Linked DNA regions of Homo sapiens: region 2 is linked to region 1. Evidence: chromatin contacts called from ENCODE Hi-C or POLR2A ChIA-PET data. All regions are on one chromosome and are shown on one strand. The core of a region is the stretch at or near the end of the contact, and the rest is flanking DNA. Distances in the headings are between cores, read along the strand shown.

The links. A loop is a pair of places that touch in the nucleus more often than their neighbours do. ChIA-PET counts read pairs that join two places held with the same protein, here RNA polymerase II (POLR2A). Pooled maps may share reads with other maps.
Region 2: a loop to region 1 is called in a map of psoas muscle, with 4 times the contacts of the local background. The contact joins two enhancer-like sites. A Hi-C loop is called at or near these places in 2 of 168 maps with a recorded cell type or tissue (gastrocnemius medialis and psoas muscle) and 2 of 50 pooled maps. POLR2A ChIA-PET finds 5 or more read pairs at or near these places in 1 of 52 experiments (OCI-LY7).

Annotation. Positions count from the first base shown.
Region 1 is chr1:118,292,385-118,298,086 of GRCh38, reverse strand. No RefSeq gene overlaps it. Among named protein-coding and RNA genes, the nearest start is that of SPAG17, 110 kb to the right of the region's middle. Within about 2 kb of position 2,731, at least 3 of the 41 ENCODE cell types and tissues checked have a DNase peak (open chromatin) inside an H3K27ac peak, as active enhancers do; they include gastrocnemius medialis and psoas muscle, where a contact is called at or near this core.
Region 2 is chr1:118,946,852-118,952,553 of GRCh38, reverse strand. All of the region lies in intron 1 of TBX15 (T-box transcription factor 15), which reads left to right. Among named protein-coding and RNA genes, the nearest start is that of TBX15, 39 kb to the left of the region's middle. Within about 2 kb of position 2,918, at least 2 of the 41 ENCODE cell types and tissues checked have a DNase peak (open chromatin) inside an H3K27ac peak, as active enhancers do; they include gastrocnemius medialis and psoas muscle, where a contact is called at or near this core.

The sequences.
Region 1 (5,702 bases), core at 1,482-3,981:
ATGAGAAAACCAGTTTGAAGAGTTTAAGTAACTTGCCTGGGGTTTCTGAATTAATAGATTGTGGAGTTAGAATTTGGTTCAGTTCGCACAAAGAATTGATCCAAAGTCCATGCATTTAATAAGTATATTTCTGCCTTTCCTTAATTCTCTTCCACTGTGGGAGCAGGAGATGTCCCAGAGAGGGTTTAACATAGGAAACCCCAACCTCCCAGAATTTCTTGGGTAGCAATTTATGCCACCAGAAAGCTGTGATCCAGAGAGGACTCTCAAAGTCATAACATAACTACTGGTAAGATATAAATCATACAATCTTTCTAAAAGGCAATGTCCCAATAGTCATCAAAAATCCTGAATAATGTGATACCCCTTGACTCAGCAATTTATCTAAATAAAGTGAGAATATTCACAAAAGTTTAGGTAGAGTCATCCATTGATGCTGTTTATATTAAAAATCAAGGGGGAAAATCCCACTGTTAAAAATCAAGGTACTGGCAAGGCATGGTGTATCACATCTGTAATCCCAGTACTTTGGGAAGCCAAGGCAGTCAGATTGTTTGAGCTCAGGAGTTTGAGACCAGCCTGGGCAACATAGTGAAACCCCATCTCTACAAAACATTCAAAAATTAGCCCGGTGTTGTGGCATGTGACTGTGGTCCCAGCTACTTGGGAGGCTGAGGTAGGAGGATCGCTGGAGCCCAGGAGTTTAAGGCTGCAGTGAGCTTTGATCGCACTAATGCACTCCAGCCTGGGTGACAGAGTGAGACCCTGTCTGAAAAAAAAAAGAAAAAAATTAGGGTACTAGTTAAAGAATACATTGAAATACAATACTGTAAACTCATTTAAAAAAAAAGTTCTGGAAAAAAATAGATTGGCATGGAAATACATTTATAATAGATTGTGGTGATTAAAATAATTTATAAACAGCATATAAGTATGATTCTATTTAAATGTGTATGTGTATATATAATGAAGAATATATATATGCATATTCTAAACAGCATAAGTATAATTCTACCTTTAAATAGAATCATACTTATATACTGTTTAGAATGTATATGCTACATTATACACTAAGCCAACAACAAATATGGGTGGGTCCAGAGTTTATTATTATAGAATCAGAAAATCCCAGTTTTGGAAGATCTCTTAGACGTGTTTTAGTCCAGGAGTGCCCATCCCAGCATCCGTGACAGATAATACCCAGCATCTGACCAAGGGCTTCTACTGTCACAGAACTTATTAACACCTCCTTTGCCCAGTTCCAATGAATGATTATACAGCACATGTGGTTTACAAAATCTGTCTGTGCAGAACAGACCTACGTCAACATGCTTCAGTAGAAAAAGGAGGTGGCAAATGTGATCCTTAGAAATGATTAGCTGCTAAAAAGCCATTTTCTTCCATAACTTTCTCTTCACAGAAAAAATGTGGTATAAATCCAACTAAGTAAAGCTAATAAAACAATTTGAGCTTCTTCAGTCACCAGCAATAACAGTTCCAACATTTATAACCACGTTTGAATCTGTAACTGTTCTGATAACTGCCTCCAAAAGTCTTTATTTGTTTACATTAGTGATACTTCTGGAAAATTCTTCCAATAAAAACCAGGCCCCAACAAGAGAAAAAAAGGGCAAAAATAAGAAGCTTGCATTATTGAAAACCAAGAGCTGAACTAGTTCTTCAGGGTATGTGAGAATGTTCTTGAATTTTTAAATTTGTGTTCTTGCTTTATATTCAATGTATATCACCAAGCTCTGCAGCACAGCTGTAGCCAAAGTTCAACAGATTGTTCTGAAACTGGACATCTATGTCATAACAGAGAATTGTTTAATTTGGAGTGGCAAGGTAGGCATAGAATGACTGTGTGTTGTGGGAGGGAAGGTGGCATTGGCTCATGTAATTCATTCATTCATCCATTCATTCATCCATCTTTTTATGTGCCAGGCATTCATCTAGTCACTAAGAAATAAGGCAGGTGACCAACATTTTCTCACTTTGGGCAGTTTCCAATCTAATATAAGTGCTATGATGGCTAATCCCTGAAGGATGGAATGATAACATCCAGGAAAAGAGAAGCAAGTGTAGTATTTCAGGAAGAGGAAAACGTATCATCAAAGATCAGTAAACCAAAGTAATCATTGAATAGCCAGAAGAAATTTGGTGTTGCTGTGGAGAGAGAAGGTACCAGGTAAGCAAAGATCAGACCATGAATATTCTTGTAGGCCCAGGTCAAAGTCTAAATTTATGCTCAGGTTAATGGGAAGTCACTGGTGAAACAGTGTAGCATAGTGAGAGTCACAATTTTGGAATCAATTCCTGAGTTTGAAAACAATCTCTGCCCTTACTATCATCTTAAACCATATGAAATTGATAATATTTGGCCACTTCTTACTTACAAAAATGGCAATATTATAGTTCAAACAAATAAAAAAAAAAAGAAGAAGAATCAATTCCCATCTATGAAGTATTCAACTGAAGCCTGCTGAGGTCTCATTCATTACAGCAAGGAGTGGGAGAGCCCATCAGAAGTCCAGCCAAAAGGGCCAGGCAGGTCTGCTGACTCCTCTCAGAAAATGACACCCGCCTTTGCTGGTGGCACAGGGAGGCTATGCTTATGCCCGGGGAAGGCACTGATCTCAGCCTTCACTCAGTATCCTCGGAGCCCACCTTCCCTGCAGTGCCTGTGCCTGCTTCTCCTGTCCCTGTTTTGGGTCAGAAAATGTATAACTCTGCAGAGCCTGCTGCTTGTGTCATCCCCCAGCTATCTGATCCTGCTGGAGGAATTCCTGGCAAACAAGGCCCCATGCACACACAGGCCTCTATTTTTCTTTCTCTTGCTCATTCACTTTTTTTTTGGCTCAGGAATCTGCCTTCTCTGGTAAGGCAGGGATGAGCTTTCTGAATTGTGTTTATTTGCTGGCGCTCTGGTGTGAAAGCACTCCCCGTCAACTGCATATTAATCTTGTCATCAGTCTGTATCTATTTTCCTCTGCCTCCCTCCATTGGCCTAATTTATGACTTTCCCTTCCCTTACTTTCTATTGTCACAATGACAAGGAGAGCTCTGTTACGGGTGCTCAGGCCTAGGACAGCCACAAGACCTGTCCTAATAAGATGAGAGGCAGAGTGATGCAAAATCCTGCAATTTGTGTTGCTGGGCTGAATTTAGACCAGGCCTTCTCTAGTTGATTGTGTGCCACTGAGCCAAGTATTTATTGATGTCCCATAACATGCTACACACTTTGTTTAGTGCTATCAGCAAATAAAGAACTAGGAAATCTGGCCCCATCTTCTAGTGGAGAAGGCATCTGGAACAACACAAACAACACAATCAGAATGTGTATTTTAATTGCAGAACCACAGACATTAACACCACAGACTTGAGTTGTTTCAACAAAATGGGTCTAAGTTCCAGTTCTAACACTTTCCATGTGTGTGACTATTTTTGTGTCCATTTGTGATAAACGTGTTAATTATCCTTCTTTAAACCTCAGTTTCCCCATCTCCAAAATCCATGAAATAATATCGATGCCATAGAGCAGTTATGAGAATTACATGACAGAATGTAGTCTTAGCTCTTGTTTTAACGTGTTGCAAATACTAAGCACCCAATATATGTGATAATTATTATTTAAAAAGAAGAATGAGAAAAAAAGAGAAAGGGAAAGAATTACTGCTATAATTAGGAAATAGTTAATGTTTTTGAAGCCCTGCCAATTAACCGTGAGCCTTATGTTAATATGGAGTTTTTTATATAATTAGAACCTTAACAACAAACTGTGTGTTTGAAATCTTGACAAAATCTCAAGTTGGGCAGCGTCATCCTGTCACTGCCCCTGGAATTAGACTGGGGCTCAGACATTTAGTGTGCCTAAATCCTTGAGTGCTGTCTTCAAGGACTATGTATCTTGAACTGGGACTTCTTTATGACTCGTGGCTAAAATGAGTCCTCATGAGCTAAGTCAGATTCCATGTCCAAATCAGTGCTGCTCTTAGTATCAAGGTCAACTCGTGGCTATTTTTCTAGTCATCTTCTGTGACAAAGGTCATAGTCACTGTGACAGTTAATACTGAGTGCCAACTTGATTGGATTGAAGGATACAAAGTATCGATCCTGGGTGTGTCTGTGAGGGTGTTGCCAAAGGAGATTAACATTTGAGTCAGTGGACTGGGGAAGACAGACCCACCCTTAATATGGTGGGCACAATCTAATCAGCTGCCAGCGAATATAAAGTATGCAGAAAACCGTGAAAAGGCCAGACTGACCTAGCCTTCCAGCCTACATCTTGCTCCCATGCTGGATGCTTCCTGCCCTCAAACAGCAGACTCCAAGTTCCTCAGTTTTGAGACTCAGACTGGCTCTCCTTGCTCCTCAAGCTTGCAGACAGCCTATTGTGGGACCCTGTGATCATGTAAGTTCATACTTATTAAACTCATATATATATATATATATAAAGAATATGTGTATATATGTATAAAGAATATATATATATATATCCTTTCAGTTCTGCTCCTCTAGGGAACTCTGACTAATACAGCCCTGAATTAGACTAGCCCAACATGCTGTGAGGACTTAGCTTGGATTGCAGAAAAAGGGGACCCCAGTGAGTTCCAGAAGAAAGCTTCGGCACACAATATCTCCCTTGATGGGCCCTAAGCCCGTTTCCAAAGACCTGGTGTCCCATTCCTCCCAAGTGGCAATTTCAAACTGAGGTGTATGATTTCTCTGTGGAATCACCCTTTGTCTGAATGTTTTTGTGAAATTCTGAGAGACCATAGGAATTTGGATAGTCTCTGGATTCTGATAGTCTTTAATTTAAAATTTAAAAGCAATCCCGAAACTCACTCTGACACACTCATGTACGAGGAGGACAGAGGGAATGAGACAGACGGCTAAGCTATGCAAAGCTTGCCTATCTCTCTGGCCTTTCACAGAATATCCCTCTTGCTTTTCACATGTTCCACCCCGACCTGGCTGATGCTAACTCATCCTTCAGGTCACAGCACAGAAGTATTTTGGTTGAGGAAGCCTTTGCTGACCCTTCATACCTGCCCACCTGAGTGCACTCCACTTTCCCCCACATCAGTGCATTTATCGCACTACATCTGAATTCCTTGTTTGTTTTCCCCGCCATGCTGTAAACTCAGTGATAGCCAGGACCCTGCTTGTCATTCATAGGCATTATTTGCTGCTGCTCCTTAGTGTGGAGCCTGGCATTAGATGTATATATATTGAAGAAAGGAAGAAGGTGGGGAAAGGAGGCAGCATTATTGGATACATAGTGATCAGGCCTCAATGAGAGCAAAGCATCAACTTCTTCAATTCTGGGCCTGTGATGCTGACACCAGAGGATGGTCCCTACATGTCAGAAAAGCACCAGAATCAAAGGGTCTGAGCATGGACTTCCCTGGACATGATTGAAGTGAGGAACTATTGCAGTTTGTTTGTCTGCATATTGTACCTTTAGCACTAATCTCAGGTTGCTGCTAACTTGTATGCGAGTTTTTCTGTCATCCTGAGAAGTCTCATTCTGATTTCTAGTTGAAATTTTGAAAAGTATAATTATTTTTCAGTCCACTTTCCGCTCATGGCTAGGACTCACTTTTGACAAAGACAATTAAGAGGTGAGATATATGATTTTCTGGATGTTGATGGAAAAAAGCATTTGAGAAATAAGCAACACCCAAATTCAAAAGTAAATC
Region 2 (5,702 bases), core at 1,669-4,168, 650 kb before region 1:
AGAGGGCATAAGACTGTTGACACTCAGTGAGGGCACTGAGTGAGATGAGAACCCACACTTAAAATAATTGAGAATTTAGAGTCTTGGTTTGAATCTAAAGACATGGTTGGTTTTAAGGACAGAAAATTATTTTTTTTCTAAATTTTTCTTTCTGTATTATTGACCCTTGAAAAATGTGAGGGTTGTGGTGCTGACTCCCTATGTAGCCAAAAATCTCGATATAACTTCCGATTTTCCCAAAACTTAACTGCTATAGCCTATTGTTGACTGGAAGCCTTACCAGTAACATAAATAGCTGGTTAATACATATTTTGTACATGTATTATATACTATATTCTTACAATAAGGTAAGCTAGAGAGAAGAAAATGTTAAGAAAACCTCATGGAAGAGAAAATATATTTACTGTTCATTAAGTGGCCGTGGATTATCACAGGCCTTCATCCTTATTGTTTTCACATTGAGTAGCTGAAGAGGAGGAGGAAGAGGAGGGGTTGGTTTTGCTGTCTCAGGGGTGACAAAGGCAAAAGAAGATCTACATATAAGTGGACCTGCACAGTTCAAATCCTTGGTGTTCTAGGGTCAAGTGTACTTATATCAACTTCAACTGCAGCCCTACATTCCTGCCAGCTGAAGGCATGGATAGAGAGTCACATTCAGATTTTGAACACTGGCAGGAGCAGGGCCCTCCCACCCTTGCCCAGGGATGGCACAGGGAAGAGACATAACCTTGTTGGGGCTGTAGCTGTGGAGAAGCAGTGAGGCCCAGATAGGGCTGGGACACTAACATCAAGTTGGTGACCTTTTGAGTGTGTGGTGCAAATTGGCAGATATAGGAGCAGGAAGCAATTCTGGCCCAGGTTAATGGTGACCTTTAGGTTTTGCCACTTGGAATCAGGAACAATAAGATGTTGCAACTGAGGGCATGAGGCAAAGTAGAAAAAGGCACCTGTGGTTGCAGCAGGTGACCTTTAAAAATTGCCAAGAAGAGCTAAGGAACCATTTGGAGACCTTGCCAACAAGAGAGGAAGGACCAGGGTTCTGGGTCTCCACATATCTCCTGCCTCTCCTGCCCTGGGCTCAGAGCCAATGACTATTATTGTTACTCAAAACCCCTCCACTGGACTTTCTCCAGCTGCGAGAAGTAGGGGTGGCATAGGTTATCTCTATTTCTTAGGAGAGAGTTGTCGTTGCTTCTTATTCTGGGAATTGCATGTTAGCTGCTACCTTGTGTATCCCAAGAATTTAGAATGCTGAGCCAATTAGGGGAAATGTCTTCTACATTGGGAGGTAAACTCCTTTCTCATGATTTTGTTATCCTTTTGACAGTTGGAGTTTGAACATTTCTGGTCTCTGGATAAAAGGAATCTTTTTTCTCCTGTCAAGGAAATTTATTTCAAGCCAGGTATTTTATGACATTGAAGATGTAGTCATAGTTTGTAGTTTGTTTTCTGTAATATCCTATTCTTTTTATAGATAGCTACATGGCATCTGAATTGTGTAATGATTCTATCTTTTCTTAAAACTTTAAATTTGTTGCAGTATGAAAATTGTTCTTCTGCATTGCTCTTTTGGGGGCAGTAGATGCCAGTGTCTTTTCGGAGTGCACAGTGGCATGTTGGACTTTTTTCTTTTAGCACCACTGCCTCATTTGGTAAGGAACCAAGATGACATGGTGATGTTTGGACTGACCCAGCTGATCCTTCGATGAGAACTGTGAGGCATATTGTGCTTTTATACTGGCAAGCTTGAGAACTGAAGCTGGTTTTTTTCTTCCTTTTTTGTGATGGTCTTTGAAACATAGCTGACATTCTGAGTTAAGCTTTCCTATTAGAGAATAATAAAGGCCCATACTTGACAAGGTATGAATATCAGATGTTCATTTAAGAAACAGAACAGCAACAACAAAACCACATGAGAGGTCAGGCAGCTCAGTCCACTACCACTTCAACAGGCTTTTCTGGGAAGGCCGCAGCCTGGCCCTGTACTTGGAGTTTGCTCTCAGGGAAGGTGCTTGTATATTTTCAGCTGCTATTGGGAGATACTTTAATGGTCCAACATGGCTCTTGTCCTCATTTAAACTATGTTTAAGGCCAAAGATGAGACCACATCAAGTGGCCTCTGCCCCAAGGATGCATGAAGAAAGAGCTCCTCTTTATGTCAGTGAGTCTTGGCTCAGCATGAGCTGGCTTCATCTTGGATTCTGCATCCTCAATCCTGTCTTTGTCTCTTCTCAGTGAAGCACAAGTCAGACAAGAGCCTGTCCCAATGAAGCCAGAGGCCTCAAAGCAGCAGAGAAGTCTCTCCTCCAGAAGCCACATATGCCTAAACCCTAAGAGTATATGACTATTACCATGAAGAGGGGGTTCCTTCTGCCACTGAAGAGCAGTCTTTTACAATTTCTTCCTTCATCCTCCCTATTTGCTTCTCTGAGCTGTGTCATGTAGCCAGAATTTTATCAAGTTAAAAGCAAGGTATTTATTGTGTGCCCATGCTAGGAGCTGGTTTTTCAAGCCAGATAGTAGGAGATTATTTTAAATGCAAATGTATCTCAGGGACCACAGAAGGGAAATAAGTACTGTCTTGGAGAATCTGGATTGGATGATGGCTACAACTATGGATCACATAAAAGAAGTTTAAAACTATTCTTTCTTTAAGGTTGTTTTGAGATTTTTGTGAAACTCACTGAGAGATCCAGAGACAACCTGAATAGTGGGTCATGGGTTCAAATTGTTTGTATTTTTCTCCCATTTTCTCCCAGTTCTCGGGGTCCTAGCAATCTGGACCATCTTAAGCCATTGAACCAGTGCTGATGGAAAGGCAGGAAAAGTAGCAGCTCTTTCTCTTATCCTCAGACTCAAGGGCCTCAGCTAAGAGGCCTCACGGCCAGGTCCCTGCCAAGGACATTGGGTTTCTTGAGTGACTTGATCACACGCTGATGTTTCAAGGCTGGGTGCTCCCCAGCTGGAGCCCTGAAAATGCTTGTGTGACATCCTTGGAGAAGGAAACAAACTTGAAAGAAACTCCCACAAAGTAAATCACCAGGACTGGATGGTTTTCATCCAAGAGTTGGGGAGGAAATGAAGTGTGAAATAGCACAGATACTGATGAAGACATTAGTTCTCCATTAAAACCACAACTGTGTCAGAGCAGAGGAAGTTTGCTAACATGATGACCTTATTTCTAGAGGGGAGAGATTAGTGGCCTCTCAGATGCCTCTGGAAAATCTGGGCCACTTGGAAAGAATAACATAAAATATGAACAATGACACAATAGCTTTTATTTCCTGAAAGCATGTAAGAGGGATATTGTGACAATTCATGCACAGCAGCATTCCAGTAGAAGCCTTAGAAATAATATGATAATAAATATGTAATGCATATGCTGCTATTCCTGACTCCTGTGTCCATGAAACACATCACTAATCAATCTGGTACTCTTCCCTATGAGCTTGGATTGGGCCTCATGCTTCTGAATTTCAAGCTCTCAAATGCCACATTCAAATGGCTAGAGCTGACATGCATGTTGAAACTCATTTGCTCTCCCTTCCTAAGAGGATATATTTTATCCTGGTCCACACTGACTCATAATTAAATTGTAAATAATGGCAAGAAAGAGGTCTTTCACAGGCAGTTTAGGAGCATGATAAGAAACATGTTGCGTTTTTTCTTCTAAGGACCAAGTTAGCAGAATATTTATCTCTAATTTAGTAATATTTATCTTGTGCAAACTGAATTCAGATGTGTAATCACAACTCAAACCATGGTAGGGTCTTTCTGGAGGGAAGAAAAGTCACTTTCTCTGAGGCAACAAGCAGCATGTTTCACAAGATCATTTTGAGAAATGAGAATCAATAGCAAGATCTTTTACTAGGTGTTTCTTTGTGAAGTTGAAAAACAGTTGCAAACATTGAGTCCTGCCACAACAGTGACTCTGTGGGGTAAAGGCAAAGTGAGGTATGCTTTGAGAGAAGAATTGCACTGAGGCCCAGAGGGGAAAAGAGCCAGGCAGGTTGGACCCTAGAGAAGTTGAGCAACTTTATGTAAAACCTGAGGTTTCTTTGGGACTAGCTTTTGTTTTAGGAGGGAGCAGAAGGCCAGCTCTGCTGGTGGTCTCAGAATCCCACAGGACCAGTCCCTGGAACATTTTGCCATTGGATTGAGCAAAGCCTTCTTTTGCTGAAAATAATTAGAGCAATTTGGCCATACTAATTATCCTGCAGCCTAGTGGCCTCTGTGTAAGAGGATATGTGATAGAGCCAATCTCTCGGTGTGGACTGTAAACTGACCTTTTAAAGATGTTATCTGTCTGCCCCCATTATAAAATGGGTTATTTTGCTTGATCAGTGAAAAGTTGCTACGTATGTCTCTTAACAGAGAATCAGAATATAGGAAAAGGCACTTAGCATAATAGAGACCCTGACTGTACTGTGACTCTTCACTGAGTCACCACTGGGGAGATGGTCAGATGCTATGCTTCAGAAACCAAAAGAACAAATGGGGTCCATTGGTCAGCACACTTGGCTGCTAGTTCCCTACCACCACAAGATAACTCATGACCTTGCTCGCATTTTGCAGAATCACAGATCATGGAACAAGATGCTGGGTAGGTCATTTTGTCTAGATCTTTGTCTCATAGGAGCAAGCAGTTAACGTCTCCATTTTAAAAATGAGGCAATAGTTGCTCAGCAAGAGTAAATGAAGTACTGCTGCTGGGGGAGGCATGGACCAGTTTGAGGAGAGAACCCAGGCTCTCAGCAAGCAGGTCTTCTCACTTCACCACTTTGCTTCACCGAGTCTCAGTTTCCTCATCTCTAATGGGCACTGCAAGTATGGATTAAGCATGGTATTTAGAGCACATTGAGAAATCTCTGCAGGGTGAATGATTAAATGTAATGCTGATAAGTTACATTTTTATATGGCACTTTATAATTTACAAAGTGCTTTCCTCTGCATTGTTTTATTTTGCTGGTGCCTCATTGAGTTGCGTAAGCAGTAGGATTCCTTCTCCACTTCTCACAGATGTGTCAACTGAGGCACCACAGGGTTAAATGGCTCCTCAAGATCATATCTCTAGGTAGAGTCAGAATCAGGACTCACACTCTTGCTTTCTGATTCCAAACCAGGACTAACACTCCTACCTTCTGATTCTGAATCCAGAGTTCCTTTCACCATAAAATGACAAATAATGCAGTTGACTGTATTTATTATTCACTTTAATGACAGCAGAGTCTTCAGTGTCACAGTGTGGTAAAAATAGATGTTTAGCTGGGAGGACCAGGAGGTTCTTGGTAGCAGACAAACTGAGCTCACCAAAATGTTCTTCTCATGGGCAGGCTCCATTGCCATGGCCTTTAGGAAAGCCTTGGCAGGCCTACCTGGGGCAGCCTCACTTACTCACTGTGTCCAGCTTTCCCTGTGGAGCTGCCTCTCAACCCCAGTGCCAGATGCAGACATTGCCTTAGAGGACATGAGGTGGAGGGATTTCTTCTGAGATACAGGGACCACTGCCTAAGAGCACATCCCCAGTGAGGGGATTGGACTGCAAGTCCCGCAACAGCAGACTTGCTGTGCAGACTTTTGGCACACATAAGGAGAAAGAACCTGGTAAGCTTGGGGTTCCTGTGCCACTAATGTTTTCCTGGGAGATAGGGGAAAAGAGAACCAGAGTAAAAGCAGCAAGACCAAAGGAAAAGCCACGTTTT